2 separate regions of the Homo sapiens genome follow, and region 1 is linked to region 2. A link is an interaction called in ENCODE POLR2A ChIA-PET data of the cell type or tissue named here. Cell type or tissue: GM12878. All regions are shown on one strand. Region 1 overlaps NSD1 (nuclear receptor binding SET domain protein 1). Region 2 overlaps NSD1 (nuclear receptor binding SET domain protein 1).

Region 1 (8,000 bases), 74 kb after region 2:
TCTCATGCTCTTTGCCATGCCCAGTAACTGAAGATCCATCAATGATTGCTGCATATTGAACTCTTTTCTAGAATGGTATCACTGTTTAGTTTATGAGCACTGATACTTTCTGATTTAATTTAGCCTCTCTGTGATTACACTTACATAGTATATGTTCAGTGAGCAGCAAGTTATGACAAGTATCCTGCTTTCTTTTATTTGTGTATAAGGTACAGTTGTATTATAAGCACATCGTATCTATAAAATTTTAGTTATCTATCCATAAATCTTTTATTAAGAAAAAGACAGTGTGGGGCTGGGCGCAGTGGCTCACGCCTATAATCCCAACACTTTGGGAGGCCAAGGTGGGAGGATCACTTCAGGAGTTTGAGACCAGCATGGCTAACATGGTGAAACACCGTCTCTACTAAAAATACAAAAACTAGCTGGGCGTGGTGGCAGGCGCCTGTAATCCCAGCTACTCAGGAGGCTGAAGCAGGAGAATAGCTTGAACCCAGGAGGCGGAGGCTGCAGTGAGCCGGGATCTCACCACCTTACTCCAGCCTGGGCAACAGAGTGAGACTCCGTCTCAAAGAAAGAAAAAGAAAAAAGAAAAAAAAACAGTGTGAATAGAACCACGAAAGATTCAATCCAGTTAAGTTCAGGCATGAGATGGGAAACATGACCCTCCCGTTAACATTGGTGAGTCTCACTCAGTTCCTGCAAGCTCCTTATGGCATGAGCCTCATCAGGCCGTGGATAATTCTGCTACTCCTACAGCATGACCCTAACGTAGCTGCTGGTATTGTGAACATACTTGATAAAGAAATAGTGATAAGAATGATTTCCTTTAACATTCGATGAAAAACTATGTATAGCAGTCTCACTGATAAAAGGTATGTCAGTCTGCAAAGGGAAATCTTCCTAAGAATTGACAGTTTTTAATATGAATGATGGTTACCTTATACATTAACTGTAAACATTACCCCTGTGATAGGCAACCTCTTCACATATTTATGTAAAATTCTTATATTTGGTAGGCCTCCCATAACTGGCTTTTAGTTATGAGTTTTGAGTTTGAATGTTTATTTCCTCTCACAGTTTTGGTGAAATGGACCTTTGACAGAAAGAGAGAAAGAGGACAGTTTGCCTGTTAATTTGAGTACCTTTTTTTAAAGTTTACACGTTACTGCTATGTGCATTTTGTCATATTGTCTCAATAAGCTTGTCAGATTTCTCCATTTTAAAATGGGCTGCTCAGGATTCAGATTACCCTGCTAAGTCTGTGACGTAGCTGGATCTACAACCAGTCTGTAATCTACAGATTTCTAGTGTTATTCTGTACTGAGATGCCTCTCCAGAGTGCTGCCAGGTAACATGTGTTCACCTGAGAACAGACAAACAGGTTTTCCTCATACTTGTATTCCCAGGGCCTGACACATTGATAAGTTGTTTTTTGTTTGTTTTGGTAATGAATTAACATATTTTGAATCTGAATGGTTAATAAACAAATGAAAAACAACTTGAGGTAATTAACACCTCTGGAGGAAGAGTTATCTTAAATATTACTTGTTAAGCCATTTAAGTTTTCTCTGTTAAATTGTATTACCTGATTATTAATGTTATAAGATTAGAATTAATTAAAATATAGGATTAGAGCTAAATTCTTTTTAAAATTAATCTGTTCTCTTGGGAGTTGGTATCCTTTGTAATTAATACAGAAATAATGTAATTAAAACCATAGATATTAATATTTTCACGGTCTCTTATGCAGGCACTGAACTTACCTTCAACTACAACCTAGAATGTCTTGGGAATGGAAAGACTGTTTGCAAATGTGGAGCCCCGAACTGCAGTGGCTTCTTGGGTGTAAGGCCAAAGGTACCACCCTTCTAGACTTCTGCTTTGGGATTAGTGGTGCGGTCCTCCCTCCCTAACAGTGTTAGGGCAGTCTACATTTTAAGAAGAAATCTCTTTGAAATTAATGACATTCAGCCAGGCATGGTGGCTCATGCCTGTAATCCCAGCACTTTGGGAGGCTGAGGTGGGCGGATCACCTGAGGTCAGGAGTTCGAGACCAGCCTGGCCAACATGATGAAACCCCATCTCTAATAAGAATAGAAAAATTAGCTGGGCCGTGGTGGCATGTGCTTGTAGTCCCAGCTACTCAGGAGGCTGAGGCAGGAGAATCCCTTGAACCCAGGAGGCAGAGATTGCAGTGAGCTGAGATCACACCACTGCACTCTAGCCTGGGCAACACAGCAAGACTCCTTCTCAAAAAAAAAAAGAAAAATTCAATGACATTGAATAGGTGTTGATAGGGCCACTTGCAATTCACTAAGCATTCGGCTGATCAATTATATAAGAGGTTTTTGGGGATATTGTTGAAGTGTTTTGGGCCATCTGACTTTAATTGGTGCTACTTTTCTAACTAATAATGCTGTGAAATAGGACCTTATAAAGAAGGTTAGTTACCTCCCTCGTCTTGATCTCACATCTCCTAATAAGCCATATAGATTCTTGGTATATCTGTGTCTGTCCCTGTCTTTCTCTCACTTTCTCTTTCTGAAGATACCAAAAAATCTGCAGTTTAAGCTTCTAAATGTAGCATAACATCATAGATAAAAGTAGAACTCTTAATCTCACCATTATAAAAAAGTATAAGCATTGTTGTGTCTTCCTGTTTTTTTAGTATGCACTTTCTGAATAATTGAATTCTAATTCTGTAACTGTTAAGTATCATTTCCATGTCTATATTCTCCTTATTTTTTTTGTTGTTGTTGTTTTGTGTTTTTTTTTTTGAGGTGGAGTCTCGCTCTGTTGCCCAGGCTGGAGTGCAGTGGCGCAATCTCGGCTCACTGCAAGCTCCGTCTCCCGGGTTCACGCCATTCTCCTGCCTCAGCCTCCTGAGTAGCTGGAACTACAGGCGCCCGCCACCATGCCCGGCTAATTTTTTATATTTTTAGTAGAAACAGGGTTTCACTGTTGTTAGCCAGGTTGGTCTCGATCTCCTGACCTCGTGATCCGCCCGCCTTAGCCTCCCAAAGTGCTGGGATTACAGGCGTGAGCCACTGTGCCCGGCCCTTATATTATTATTTTTTAAAGTCCTTGCTGATCATTTTTAGTGACTGTCTTAATTTTTTTATATAATGGATGGACATACTAGATGAACATCTGGATAATTCAAGATTTCTGTATCATAAGTAACAGCACAGTGAAAATTGCAGTTTAATTTTGATACAAAATAAACTATATAGTGACTTCAATTGAGTATGTTCCATATGCCTTTTTGATTGTGAAGCTCAACATTAAGAACTGAAAAATGCAAATTAACATAGAAGCCAATAAGAAAAGAGTAAATAAATTTTTTTTTTTTTTTTTGAGACGGAGTCTCGCTCTGTTGCCCAGGCTGAAGTGCAATGGTATGATCTCGGCTCACTGTAACCTCCGTCTCCCAGGTTCAAGTGATTCTCCTGCCTCAGCCTCCCAGGTAGCTGGGATTACAGGCCCCTGCCACCACACCTGGCTAATTTTTTGTATTTTTAGTGGAGATGGGGTTTCCCCATGTTGGCCAGGCTGGTCTCAAACTCCTGACCTCAGGTGATCCACCTGCCTCAGCCTCCCAAAGTGCTGGGATTACAGGCGTGAGCCACTGCGCCTGGCCAGAAATGAAGAGCACTCAATGATCATTTTTTAATCTTGTTAAATAAGGAGAATCACCTCTATATTATACTGGATTTTATTGTGCTTTTTGTTTAGTTTTGTTGGTTTAACGGTGTTGTTCCTTAAGATGTTGACTTGTTTCCTATAAATTAAAATAGTAACTCAGTTTAACCTGTACTTAATGGTATTAAGTGTAGTGCGGATGTCAGTTTCAGCATCCTTGATGTCTGCATGGGATAGCATTTCACAGGAGTCAGTCAGAGGTAGATGCTAGAGAGGTCACTGTGTGCTCTTAGTAGATACTGGTCTGTCAGAATAGGGTGGACCTCCATTAAGCCTTACAGATTGGTCCTGGATGTTTCTGGGTTAAAATGAAGAATGTGATAAGATGATTTGGTGACCAAGTGTGGGCTGCAGGGAACAAAGAGAGAACATCTGCTGGCTGCTCCAGGGTCTGCCTTGGGAGTGGTGGACCTGAAGCTAATTTGACTTGATGTGTAGTCTTATTGACGGCAGGGACCATGAATTAACTTTTTTGTGTCTTAACACATTGCTTATAGTAAGTTCAGTTATGCTTTGTTGAATGAACGAGAAATAGGCATGTGTACCCACACACAGAAGTCTAGTTTAGTTCTGAAAGTAGACGAATATAAAAGTGAAACTTTGGCCAGGTGCGGTGGCTCACGCCTGTAATCCTAGCACTTTAGGAGGCCAAAGCGGGTGGGTCACAAGGTCAGGAGTTCGAGACCAGCTTAACCAATATGCTGAAAACCCGTCTCTACTAAAAATACAAAAATTAGCCAGGAGTGGTGGTGGGCGCCTGTAATCCCAGCTACTCAGGAGGCTGAGGCAGGAGAATTGCTTGAACCCAGCAGGCGGAGGTTGCAGTGAGCCGAGATCGCGCCACTGCACTCCAGCCTGGGCAACACAGCAAGACTCCGTCTTGAAAAATAAATAAATTAATTAACTAATAAAACTTATGAAAGGCATGTCATTTAACACCAGCCTTATGGATCAGCAAAAACACAAAGATTTTTGTCTTCTGTTTTGTTCAGGTGGCAGGAGTAGTTGATACAAAAATTATTGCTACGTATCTGTGATGTACCAGGTACCTTTCCTGCATTTTATCTTCATGACAATCTCTTTTCCCAGAGAAGAGAATGAGGCTCAGAGAGGGTAGTTAACCCGGTTAAGATTGGTACTAATGTGTTCACAGAATGCTGACTGTTCAATATCTGACCTGTAGAATCAACCCATTGCCACGGAAGAAAAGTCAAAGAAATTCAAGAAGAAGCAACAGGGAAAGCGCAGGACCCAGGGTGAAATCACAAAGGAGCGAGAAGATGAGTGTTTTAGTTGTGGGGATGCTGGCCAGCTCGTCTCCTGCAAGAAACCAGGCTGCCCAAAAGTTTACCACGCAGACTGTCTCAATCTGACCAAGCGACCAGCAGGTTGGTGCCAAAATCCATTTGTACCGCTACTCGTTCTCTCCATCATACTCAGGGTCTCATGCCATTTGCATCAGCCTTGAAGAAAGTGCCATTTGGTCTTTCCATGCATAATTTTGAGGGGTATGGTCTATTTTCTTATTTTGGAAATAATGAAAGCAAAGGCTTAGAATTCTTAGTTATGAAGAATGGGACAGCGGTGCACTTGCTGTGTTTCAGGTCCTTTACTTACAGTCATGTTTATTTCATTCCCCCAGCAGCCCATAATGGTTGGTTTTCTTCCATAATGCATGTGAAGAAACAGAGTGAGGATTGGGGAGGTGATCTTTCACACATAGATAGAGGAGCTGGATTGAGAGCTGGGTTTTTGACTCCAAGACTATTAAATCATGTTGCCTTTCTAGAGAAAGAAAGATTGAGATAGTAAAGCCTTTAGGTGGTTCTAGTCAGTGAGAGATGGATTGCCACCCTTTTAGCACTTCCTACCTTGCTCCCCTACGCCTAGTGCAGTCTCCCCCCATGCAGAGTAGACTTTTTTCCTCTAAAGGAGATTTGGTTGTATCAGTTAATACATGAGAAAGCTGCTCAGGTGGATGTGGTACCCAGGAAATTTGTAGTTGAAGAAATTGAGAACCTTTGAGTAGTGATTTGGGGTTAGAGAATTTTAGGGATTTGGATATGCCATCTATTTTAATGAACAAAAAAGAGAAACCAGTAGGGAGCCATTCCAGGGTGAGGAGATTATACATTACTAGTGACCTGCTTCCAAGAGTTGCAGAACGTTAAGAACTTTAGGGTATAAGTAAAAGGAATTTGTCCCCAAATTGGCTTTCCTTCACTGTATATTGGCCAGGGTCATGAAATAAAAGAAACTGAGGTAGGATGAGGGCAAGGCCATCACATTGACCTGTCAGCACCAGGAAGTAGAATTGTTTCAGAATCAACTGCTCAGGGTCGTCACTGGCGCAGGCTATGATAGAACCAATCTTGCCTGTGTGCCAGGAGTGGGAGCTGGTGTAGTTGATTTGAAGGTGGAAACACTGTCCCTGGTCAAGACCCTCAGGTTTCATGAAATGTGGGGAGGCAGGTAAAAGCTTAGGTCAGCTTTGGGTCTTTTCTACTGATTCCATGTGAACAACATATAACGTGCTGTGCTGATCTCAAGACTTAAAATAGAGCAAAGGTAAATCTTCCATTTTTCATGATTTTATATCTTTTCTATTACTGTTAATAGCAAATAAGCAGGAATCTAAATCACCAGGATATTTCTCTTTGAGTTGCTTATTTAAAAGCTGTATAGTACAAATGGAGATTGCAAAAATATAAAAGTAATATCTTAAGTTTCATGTAAAAGAAACTTTTTGTTGTCCCCACCCCCGCCCCCCCCTCACCTCCTTGCTGGAAATAGTCATAGAAATACCAATTTACTCTTCTGCTTGTATATTTAGTTGATAGTAGTTGCTATTTGATAATTCGCTGTTACTTTATGTATTCTGTGCACAAAAAGAAGCTGGAATTCTGGGGCAAGAGGTGGCTGGTGAGTGGCATAAGCTCTCTGAAGCAGGGACAGTGTGAAGGAAGGTCATCATCCACACCTTCGGACTGTAGCATAGCCTTGGCCCATGTGATATGTATCTCTTTTTTCCTAAACTTTTGATTTACTTCTGTGTTTTCAGGGAAATGGGAATGTCCGTGGCATCAGTGTGACATCTGCGGGAAGGAAGCAGCCTCCTTCTGTGAGATGTGCCCCAGCTCCTTTTGTAAGCAGCATCGAGAAGGGATGCTTTTCATTTCCAAACTGGATGGGCGTCTGTCTTGTACTGAGCATGACCCCTGTGGGCCCAATCCTCTGGAACCTGGGGAGATCCGTGAGTATGTGCCTCCCCCAGTACCGCTGCCTCCAGGGCCAAGCACTCACCTGGCAGAGCAATCAACAGGAATGGCTGCTCAGGCACCCAAAATGTCAGATAAACCTCCTGCTGACACCAACCAGATGCTGTCGCTCTCCAAAAAAGCTCTGGCAGGGACTTGTCAGAGGCCATTGCTACCTGAAAGACCTCTTGAGAGAACTGACTCCAGGCCCCAGCCTTTAGATAAGGTCAGAGACCTCGCTGGGTCAGGGACCAAATCCCAATCCTTGGTTTCCAGCCAGAGGCCACTGGACAGGCCACCAGCAGTGGCAGGACCAAGACCCCAGCTAAGCGACAAACCCTCTCCAGTGACCAGCCCAAGCTCCTCACCCTCAGTCAGGTCCCAACCACTGGAAAGACCTCTGGGGACGGCTGACCCAAGGCTGGATAAATCCATAGGTGCTGCCAGCCCAAGGCCCCAGTCACTGGAGAAAACCTCAGTTCCCACTGGCCTGAGACTTCCGCCGCCAGACAGACTGCTCATTACTAGCAGTCCCAAACCCCAGACTTCAGACAGGCCTACTGACAAACCCCATGCCTCTTTGTCCCAGAGACTCCCACCTCCTGAGAAAGTACTATCAGCTGTGGTCCAGACCCTTGTAGCTAAAGAAAAAGCACTGAGGCCTGTGGACCAGAATACTCAGTCAAAAAATAGAGCTGCTTTGGTGATGGATCTCATAGACCTAACTCCTCGCCAGAAGGAGCGGGCAGCTTCACCTCATCAGGTCACACCACAGGCTGATGAGAAGATGCCAGTGTTGGAGTCAAGTTCATGGCCTGCCAGCAAAGGTCTGGGGCATATGCCGAGAGCTGTTGAGAAAGGCTGTGTGTCAGATCCTCTTCAGACATCTGGGAAAGCAGCAGCCCCTTCAGAGGACCCCTGGCAAGCTGTTAAATCACTCACCCAGGCCAGACTTCTTTCTCAGCCTCCTGCCAAGGCCTTTTTATATGAGCCAACAACTCAGGCCTCAGGAAGAGCTTCTGCAGGGGCTGAGCAGAC
Region 2 (8,000 bases):
TATACATATTTTTTTCTTTTTTACAGCAATATCCATTAACATAAGATTCTCAAAACTGTGTATCATAGTAGATTTTTCTCTAACAGCTTTATTGAAAATGCAGTTATCATATCATAAAATTCAGCTTTTAACGTTTTTAATTGAGTGGTTTGTAGTATAGTCACAGAGTTGTGCAACAATCAGTGCGATCAATTGTGGAATATTTGCATCATCCCAGACAGAAACACAGAACTCTTGTCAATCTGCCTTCAGGTTTTTTTTTCTTTTTTTTTCTTGAGACGGAGTCTCGCTCTGTTACCCAGGCTGGAGTGCCGTGGCGTGATCTCGGCTCACTGCAGGCTCCGCCTCCCGGGTTCACGCCATTCTCCTGCCTCAGCCTCCTGAGTAGCTGGGACTACAGGCGCCCGCCACCACACCCAGCTAATTTTTTTTTGTATTTTTAGTAGAGACGGGGTTTCACTGTGTTAGCCAGGATGGTCTCTGATCTCCTGACCTTGTGATCCGCCCGCCTCCACCTCCCAAAGTGCTGGGATTACAGGCGTGAGCCACTGTGCCCAGCCCTGCCTTCAGTTTTTACCAATCTGTAGATTTGTCTATTGTGTACATTTCATAGAAATGGAATCATACAATATATGGTCCTTTTGGGTCTGGTTTCCCTTACTTAGTTTAATGTTTTCTGGTTCATGCCTCTTGTAGTATGTATCAGTTCTTCTGTCTTCTTCTAAAATTATGGTTAAAAAGCATGTAACCTAAATGTACCTTTTTTGGTTTTTTTTTTGAGATAGGGTCTGGCTCTGTTGCCCAGGCTAGAGTGAGATTTACTCTTTAACGGTATTTACGGCCAGGTGCGGTGGCTCACGCCTGTAATTCCAGCACTCTGGGAGGCCAAGGCTGATGGATCACCTGAGGTCAGGAGTTCAAGACCAGCCTGGCCAACATGGCAAAACCCCATCTCTACTAAAAATACAAAAATTAGCTGGGCATGGTGGCGCGCTCCTGTAATACCAGCCACTCGGGAGGCTGAGGTAGGAGAATCACTTGAACCCGGGAGGTGGAGGTTGCAGTGAGTGGAGGTTGCAGTGAGCTGAGATTGCGCCACTGCACTCCAGCCTGGGAGACAGAGCGAAACCCCATTTCAAAATAAACAAACAAAAAAACAGTATTTAAGTGTGTATTATAGTGTCATGAATCATGTACATGTACAACAGCAGATCTCCAGGACATTTTCGTTTTGCTTGACTGAGACTCTATACCCATTGAACAACAACTCCTGATTTTCTCCTTTGTTCAATCCATGACAACTAACATTCTTTCTGCTTCTGTGAATTTGATTACTTTAGACATCTCATGTAAGTGGAATCATGCAGTATTTGTTGTTTTGTGATTGGGTTATTTCACATTTCACTTAGCATAATGTTTTCAAGGTTCATCCATGTTGTAGCATATGACAGGATCACCTTTTTTTTTTTTTTTTTGAGACAGAGTCTTACTGTGTCACCCAGGCTGGAGTGCAGTGGCGTGATCTCAGCTCACTGCATCCTCTGCCTCGTGGGTTCTCGGCTCACTGCAGCCTCTGCCTCGTGGGTTCAAGCAATTCTCCTGCCTCAGCCTCCTAAGTAGCTTGGACTACAGGCACATGCCACCATGCCTGGCTAATTTGTTTTGTATTTTTAGTAGAGACAGGGTGTCACCATGTTCCCCAGAATGGTCTCGATCTCCTGACCTCGTGATCCACCCGCCTTGGCCTCCCAAAGTGCTGGGATTAAAAGCATGAGCCACCACGCCCTGCCGATAACCTTTTTTTATGGCTGAATAATATTCCAACATACTTTTTCTTTTCCATACTAAAGCATCTTTTCTTTATCAGTTCATTGGTTGATGGACATTTAGATTGCTTCCACATCTTGACTATTGTGAGTAATGCTACAGTGAACATGGATATGCAGATATCTCTGAGATCTGGTTTTCAATTTTTTTTTTTTTTTTGAGATGGAGTTTCGCTCTTGTTGCCCAGGCCGGAGTGCAATGGCACAATCTCAGTTCACTGTAACCTCTGCCTCCTGGGCTCAAGCAATTCTGCCTCAGCCTTTCAAGTAGCTGGGATTACAGGCATATACCACCACGCCTAGCTAACTTTGTATTTTTAGTAGAGATGGGGTTTCACCATGTTGGCCAGGCTGGTGTCGAACTCCTGACCTCAGGTGGTCTGCCTGCTTCGGCCTCCCAAAGTGCTGGGATTACAGGCATGAGCAACTGCACCCAGTGATGTTCATTTCTTTTGGATAAATACCTAGAATGGCATTGGTGGAACATAGGGTAATTCTACTTTTATTTTTATTTTTTTTTGAGACAAGGGTCTCCCTCTGTCACCCAGGCTGGAGTATAATGATGCGATCTCAAGTCACTGCAACCTCTGCCTCCTGGGCTCAAGCAATTCTTGTGCCCCAGCCTCCCAAGTAGCTGGGATTACAGTGGTTTTGCCATGTTAGCCAGGCTGGTCTCAAATTCCTGACCTTAAGTGATCCTCCTGCTTCGGCCTCCCAAAGTGTTGGGATTATAGGTGTGAGCCACCGCACCCGGCCTACTTTTAATTTGATGAACCTCTATAGTGTTTTGCATAATTGCTGCATCATTTTATAAGTCCTTTGTCCATATACATATGTTTTTAATGATACTGGGCCTCTTTGTCACCTAGGGTGGAATACAGTGGTGCAGTTATAGCTCACTGCAGCCTCAAACTCCTGGGCTCAAGTGATCCTCCTATCTCAGCATCCTGAGTAGCTGGGAGTACAGGTGCATGCCACCACACTTGGCTAATTTTTGTGTTTTTTTGTAGAGACAGGTTTCTGGCTATGCTGCCCAGGCTGGTCTTCAACTACTGGGCTCAAATGATGTTCCCACTTTGGCCTCCCAAAATGCTGGGATTCCAGACATGAGCTACTGTGCATATCCCTTTGCATATTTTTAAATCTTGTTATTTTTAAAAAATGAGGTATAAGAGTTATTCATATATCCTGGATATTAACCAATTATCTGATGTATGATTTGCAAGTATTTTCTCCCATTTTGTACCTGCCTTTTCACTCTGTTGACTGTTTTCTTTGCTGTGTAGAAGTTAATGTGATTTTTTTTTTCCATTTTTGCTTTTTAAAAAATTTTTACTTGTGCTTTGGGTCTCATAGCCAGGAAATTCTTGTTCCTTCCAATATCATGAAGTTTTTTCGTCTGTTTTCTTCTAGGAGTTTCATAGTTGGAGGTCTTATGTTTAGGTCTTTGATCTATTTTATGATAATTTTTATGTAAGGTGTAAAATGAGAGTTCATCTTCGTTCTTCAGCATGTGCATATCCAGTTTTCACAATACCATCTGTTAAAGAGACTATCTTTTCCCCATTGTGTAGTCTTGGCACTGTTGTCGAAGGTCATTTGACCATGTATGTGATTTATTTCAGGGATCTCTGTTTTTTTTTTTTTTTTTTTAATTTTTAGTAAAATTGAGACGGGGTCCAACCATGTTGCCCAGGCTGTTCTTGAATTCCTGGGCTCAAGTGATCCTCCTGCCTCAGACTCCCAAAAAGCGGGGATTACAGGTGTGAGCCACCACCCTGGCCAGGGATCTCTGTGGATCTCTATTCTGTTCCATTGACTTACATGTCTATATTTTTATGCCAGTACAATATTGTTTTGATTACCATAGCCTCATGATATGTTTTGAAATCAAGAAATGTAAGGCCTTCAGTTTTTTTTTTTTTTCTTCTCAAGATTGTTTTGTTTATTTGGGGGTTCTTTGAAATTACACACTAATTTAGGATAGTTTTTTTATTTCTGCAAAAAAAAATGGCTTTTGAGATGTTGATAGGGATGGCATTGACTTTAGTTTCCTTTGGGTAGTAGGGATATCTTAACAATATTAAGTTTTCCAATCCATGAAAACAGGCTATCTTTCCATTTATTTATATCTTCCGTAATTTCATCCAACAGTGTTTTGGAGTGTACAACCATTTCTCCTCCTTGGTTAAGTTTATTCTTAAGTATTCTATTCTTTTTTATGCTATTGCAAATGTGATTGTTTTAATTTCCTTTTATATTGTTCATTATGAGTATATAGAAATGTTCAGGTTTAATTTTGTATCTTGGAACTTTGCCGAATTTGCTTCTTTGTTCTAATAGCGTGTGGAATCTTTAGGGTTTCCTACATAAAGGTTCATGTCATCTGCAAAGAGATAATTTGGCTCCTTGCTTCCCTATTTATTGCCTAATTACTCTGCTAGGACTTCAAATAATGTGTTGAATAGGTTGCTACAGTGGTATATTTCCCTTGCTCTTTATCTTAGAGGAAAAGCTTTCAGTGTTTCACTGTCAAGCATATTAGCTGTGGTCTTTTTATATATAGTCTTTATTATATTTATGTAATTACTTTTTTGTTTGTGTTTTTGTTTTTGGACAGCGTCACATTCTTTTTTTTTTTTTTTTTTGAGACAGAGTTTCATTCTTGGTGTCCATGATGGAGTGCAGTGGCGCGATCTCGGCTCACTGCAACCTCCACCTCCCTCGTTCAAGCCATTCTCCTGCCTCAGGCTCCTGAGTAGATGGGATTACAGGCGCCTGACACCACGCCCGGCTAATTTTTTTGTATTTTTAGTGGAGACGGGGTTTCACCATGTTGGTCAGGCTAGTCTCGAACTCTTGACCTTGTGATCTGCCCACCTCGGCCTCCCAAAGTGTAGACAGGGTCACATTCTGTCACTTAGGTTGGAGTGCAGTGGTGATATGGCTCACTGCAGCCTCAACCACCCAGGCTCAAGCAATACTCCCACCTTGACCTCCCAAGTAGCTGTGACTACAGCCATGCACCACCATACTCCGCTGATTTTTAACCTTTTTGTACAGGTCAGGTTTTACTATGTTGCCTAGGTGGGTCTAAAACTTCTGAGCTCAAGTGATCCTCCCACCTCAGCATCCCAAGTAGCTGGGACTGCAGGTGTGCACCATGACACCTGACTAATTTTGTAATTTTTTGTTGAAACAAGATTTTACTATGTTGCCTAGGGTGGTCTCAGACTCCTGGGCTCAAGCAGTCTTCCCACCTTGGCCCCCCAAAAGTGCTGGGATTACAGGTGTGAGCCACCATACCTGGCATGTAATTTCTTTTTATTCCTAGTTTGTTGAGTGCTTTCTTTTCAGTCATGAAAGGTAGTTGAATTTTGTCAGATGTTTTTTCTACCTCAAGTGTGAAGGTCATGTAGTTTTTTTGGGGTCCTTTATTCTGTTAATGTGCTGTATTCTGTTGATTTTTTTTTTCTATTTTTGAACCATCGTTGCATTCCAAGATTAAATTCCACTTGGTCATGATGTATATTTCTTTTTTTTTTTTTTGAGACGGAGTCTCGCTCTGTTGCCCAGGCTGGCGTGCCGTGGCGCAATCTCGGGTCACTGCAAGCTCCACCTCCCGGATTGACGCCATTCTCCTGCCTCGGCTTCCTGAGTAGCTGGGACTACAGGCGCCCCCCACCACGCCCGGCTAAATTTTTTTTGTATTTTTTAGTAGACAGGGTTTCACCATGTTAGCCAGGATGGTCTCCATCTCCTGACCTTGTGATCCGCCCTCCTCGGCCTCTCAAAGTGCTGGGATTACATGCATGAGCCACCGCGCCCGGCCCCCCCTTTTTTTTTTCTCCAGCTGGCCCTAACGGGAGCCGTATGTTTCTTTTAATGTGCTATTTAATTTGATATACTAGTATTTTGTTGAGGATTTTTGCATCAGTATTTATAAAAGATGTTGCTCTGTAGTTTATCTTTTCATTTCTATATGCTCTAGTCTTTGTTTCTTTCCTTCTACCAACTTTGGGCTTAGATTTATTTTTCTGTCTTCTCGAGGTGTAAATTTAGGTTGTTGAGTTGAAAACTTTGTTTTTCAATGTTGGCATTTACTGATACAGACTTCTCTCTTAGTAGTGTTTTTGCTGCATCCCATAAGTTTTGTGTTTTTTTTTTTGAGAGGGAGTCTCGCTCTGTCGCCAGGCTGGAGTGAGCTGGCACGATCTCAGCTCACTGCAAGCTCCACCTCCCGGGTTCAAGCGATTGTCCTGCCTCAGCCTCCCAAGTAGCTGGGATTACAGGTGCCTGCCACCACGCCCGGCTAATTTTTTGTATTTTTAGTAGAGACGGGGTTTCACTGTGTTAGCCAGGATGGTCTCGATTTCCTGACCTTGTTATCCTCCTGTCTCCGCCTCCCAAAGTGCTGGGATTACAGGCGTGAGCCACCGCGCCCGGCCCTGTCAAAAGATATTTTCAAATTTCCCTTGTGATTTCTTCTTTCTTCCATTGATTGTTCAAGAGTTTGTTGTTTAATTTCCACCTATTGGTGGATTTTTCAGTTTTTGTACTGATACTGATTTCTAGTTTCACTTGATTGTGACTGGAACAGATACTTGGTATGATTTCAGTCTTCATAAATTTGTTAAGACTTGTGTGGCTGGGCATGGCAGCTTACGCCTGTAATCTCAGCACTTTGGGAGGCCAAGGCGAGATCACCTGAGGTCAGGAGTTCAAGACCAGCATGGCCAACATGGCAAAACCCCATCTCCACTAAAAATACAAAAACTAGCTGGGCATGGTTGCTCATGCCTGTAGTCCCAGCTACTCAGGAGGCTGAGGCACGAGAACTGCTTGAACCCAGGAGGTAGATGTTGCAGCGAGCTGAGATCACGCCACTGCACTCCAGCCTGGGCGACAGAGTAAGATCCTGTGTCAAAAAAAAAAGACTCTGTGTGACCATATTGGAGAATATTCTATGTGCTTTTGACAAGAATGTGTATTCTGCTGCTGTTTGGTATTGGTGTTTTATATATGTTTGTTATATGCAATTGTTCAAGTCCTCTGTTTCTTTATTGATCTTCATTGTGGTTCTCTCCATTATTTTAACGTGGAGTATTAAAATCTCCTTGTGTTACTCTATTTCTCCTTTCAATTCTGTCATTATTTGCTTTTTATATTTGGGTGGTCTGATGTTAGGTGAATTACGTATTTGCAAGTGTTATAGCTTCCTGATGAATTGACTGTTTTATTATCATATCATGTGTTCCTTTGTCTCTTGTGACAGTGTTTTACCTAAAGTGTATTTTGTTTTATATAAGTATGGCCAAAACCTCTGCTTTCTTTTGTTTACCACTGGCATAGAATATCTTTTTGCAGCCATTCACGTTCAGCCTCTGTGAAGTGAGATTTAAGGCTCACTTAAATCTTAGGTGAGCCTTTTATAGATAGTACCTAATTGTATAATGGTTTTCATTCACTCAACCACTCTATCTTTAGATTGGGGAGTTTAATCCATTTTTTTTCTTATAGTAATTGCTTTTTTTTTTTTTTTTTTTTTTTTGAAACAGAGGCTTGCTCTGTCGCCTAGGCTGGAGTGCAGTGGCATGATCTTAGCTCACTGCAAACTCCGCCTCCCGGGTTCAAGTAATTCTAGTGTCTCAGTTTTCCTGAGTAGCTGGGATTACAAGCGTGCACCAACACGCTTGGCTAATTTTTGTCTTTTTAGTAGAGACAGGGTTTTGCAGTGTTGGCCACGCCAGTCTCAAGTGATCTTCCTCAAGTGATCCACCTGCCTTAGCTTCTCAAAGTGCTGGGATTATGGTTATGAGCCACTGTGGTCGGCCTCTTTTTTTATGGAGACAGGCTCTCCCTCTGTCATCCAGGCTGTAGTGCAGTGGGGCAATCTCAGCTCACTGCAACCTCCACCTCTGGGTTCAAGCGATTCTTGTGCCTCAGCCTCCTGAGTAGCTGGGGCTACAGGTGCCTTCCACCACCCCCGGTTAATTTTGTGTGGTTTTTCATTTTTAATAGATACGGGGTTTCACCATGTTGGCCAGGCTGGTCTTGAACTCCTAGCCTGAAATGATCCACCCACTTTGGCCTCCCACAGTGCAGGGATTACAGGTGTGAGCCACTGTGGCCTGTATTTGGCCTCATTTTTTGTTAAAGTAATTACAGACAAAG

What was found. ChIA-PET counts read pairs that join two places held together with the same protein. Peaks named below come from ENCODE experiments on the same cell type or tissue, not always from the same donor. Only the 100,000 strongest peaks of a DNase experiment are listed, where the experiment ranks them.
Region 1: POLR2A ChIA-PET joins it to region 2 with 5 read pairs; 6 of 35 experiments call an interaction of 5 or more read pairs at or near these places.

Annotation. Positions count from the first base shown.
Region 1 is chr5:177,287,066-177,295,065 of GRCh38, forward strand. It overlaps NSD1 (nuclear receptor binding SET domain protein 1), which reads left to right. Exons shown (of 23, transcript NM_022455.5): 21 at 1,754-1,860; 22 at 4,889-5,093; 23 at 6,767-8,000. Among named protein-coding and RNA genes, the nearest start is that of RAB24, 13 kb to the right of the region's middle. In GM12878, no CTCF peak of the experiment used is centred here; a DNase peak (open chromatin) is centred at 4,212; H3K4me3 peaks cover 768 bases; H3K27ac peaks cover 841 bases.
Region 2 is chr5:177,213,211-177,221,210 of GRCh38, forward strand. The region is part of intron 5 of NSD1 (nuclear receptor binding SET domain protein 1); the gene reads left to right. Among named protein-coding and RNA genes, the nearest start is that of NSD1, 83 kb to the left of the region's middle. In GM12878, no CTCF peak of the experiment used is centred here; no DNase peak of the experiment used is centred here.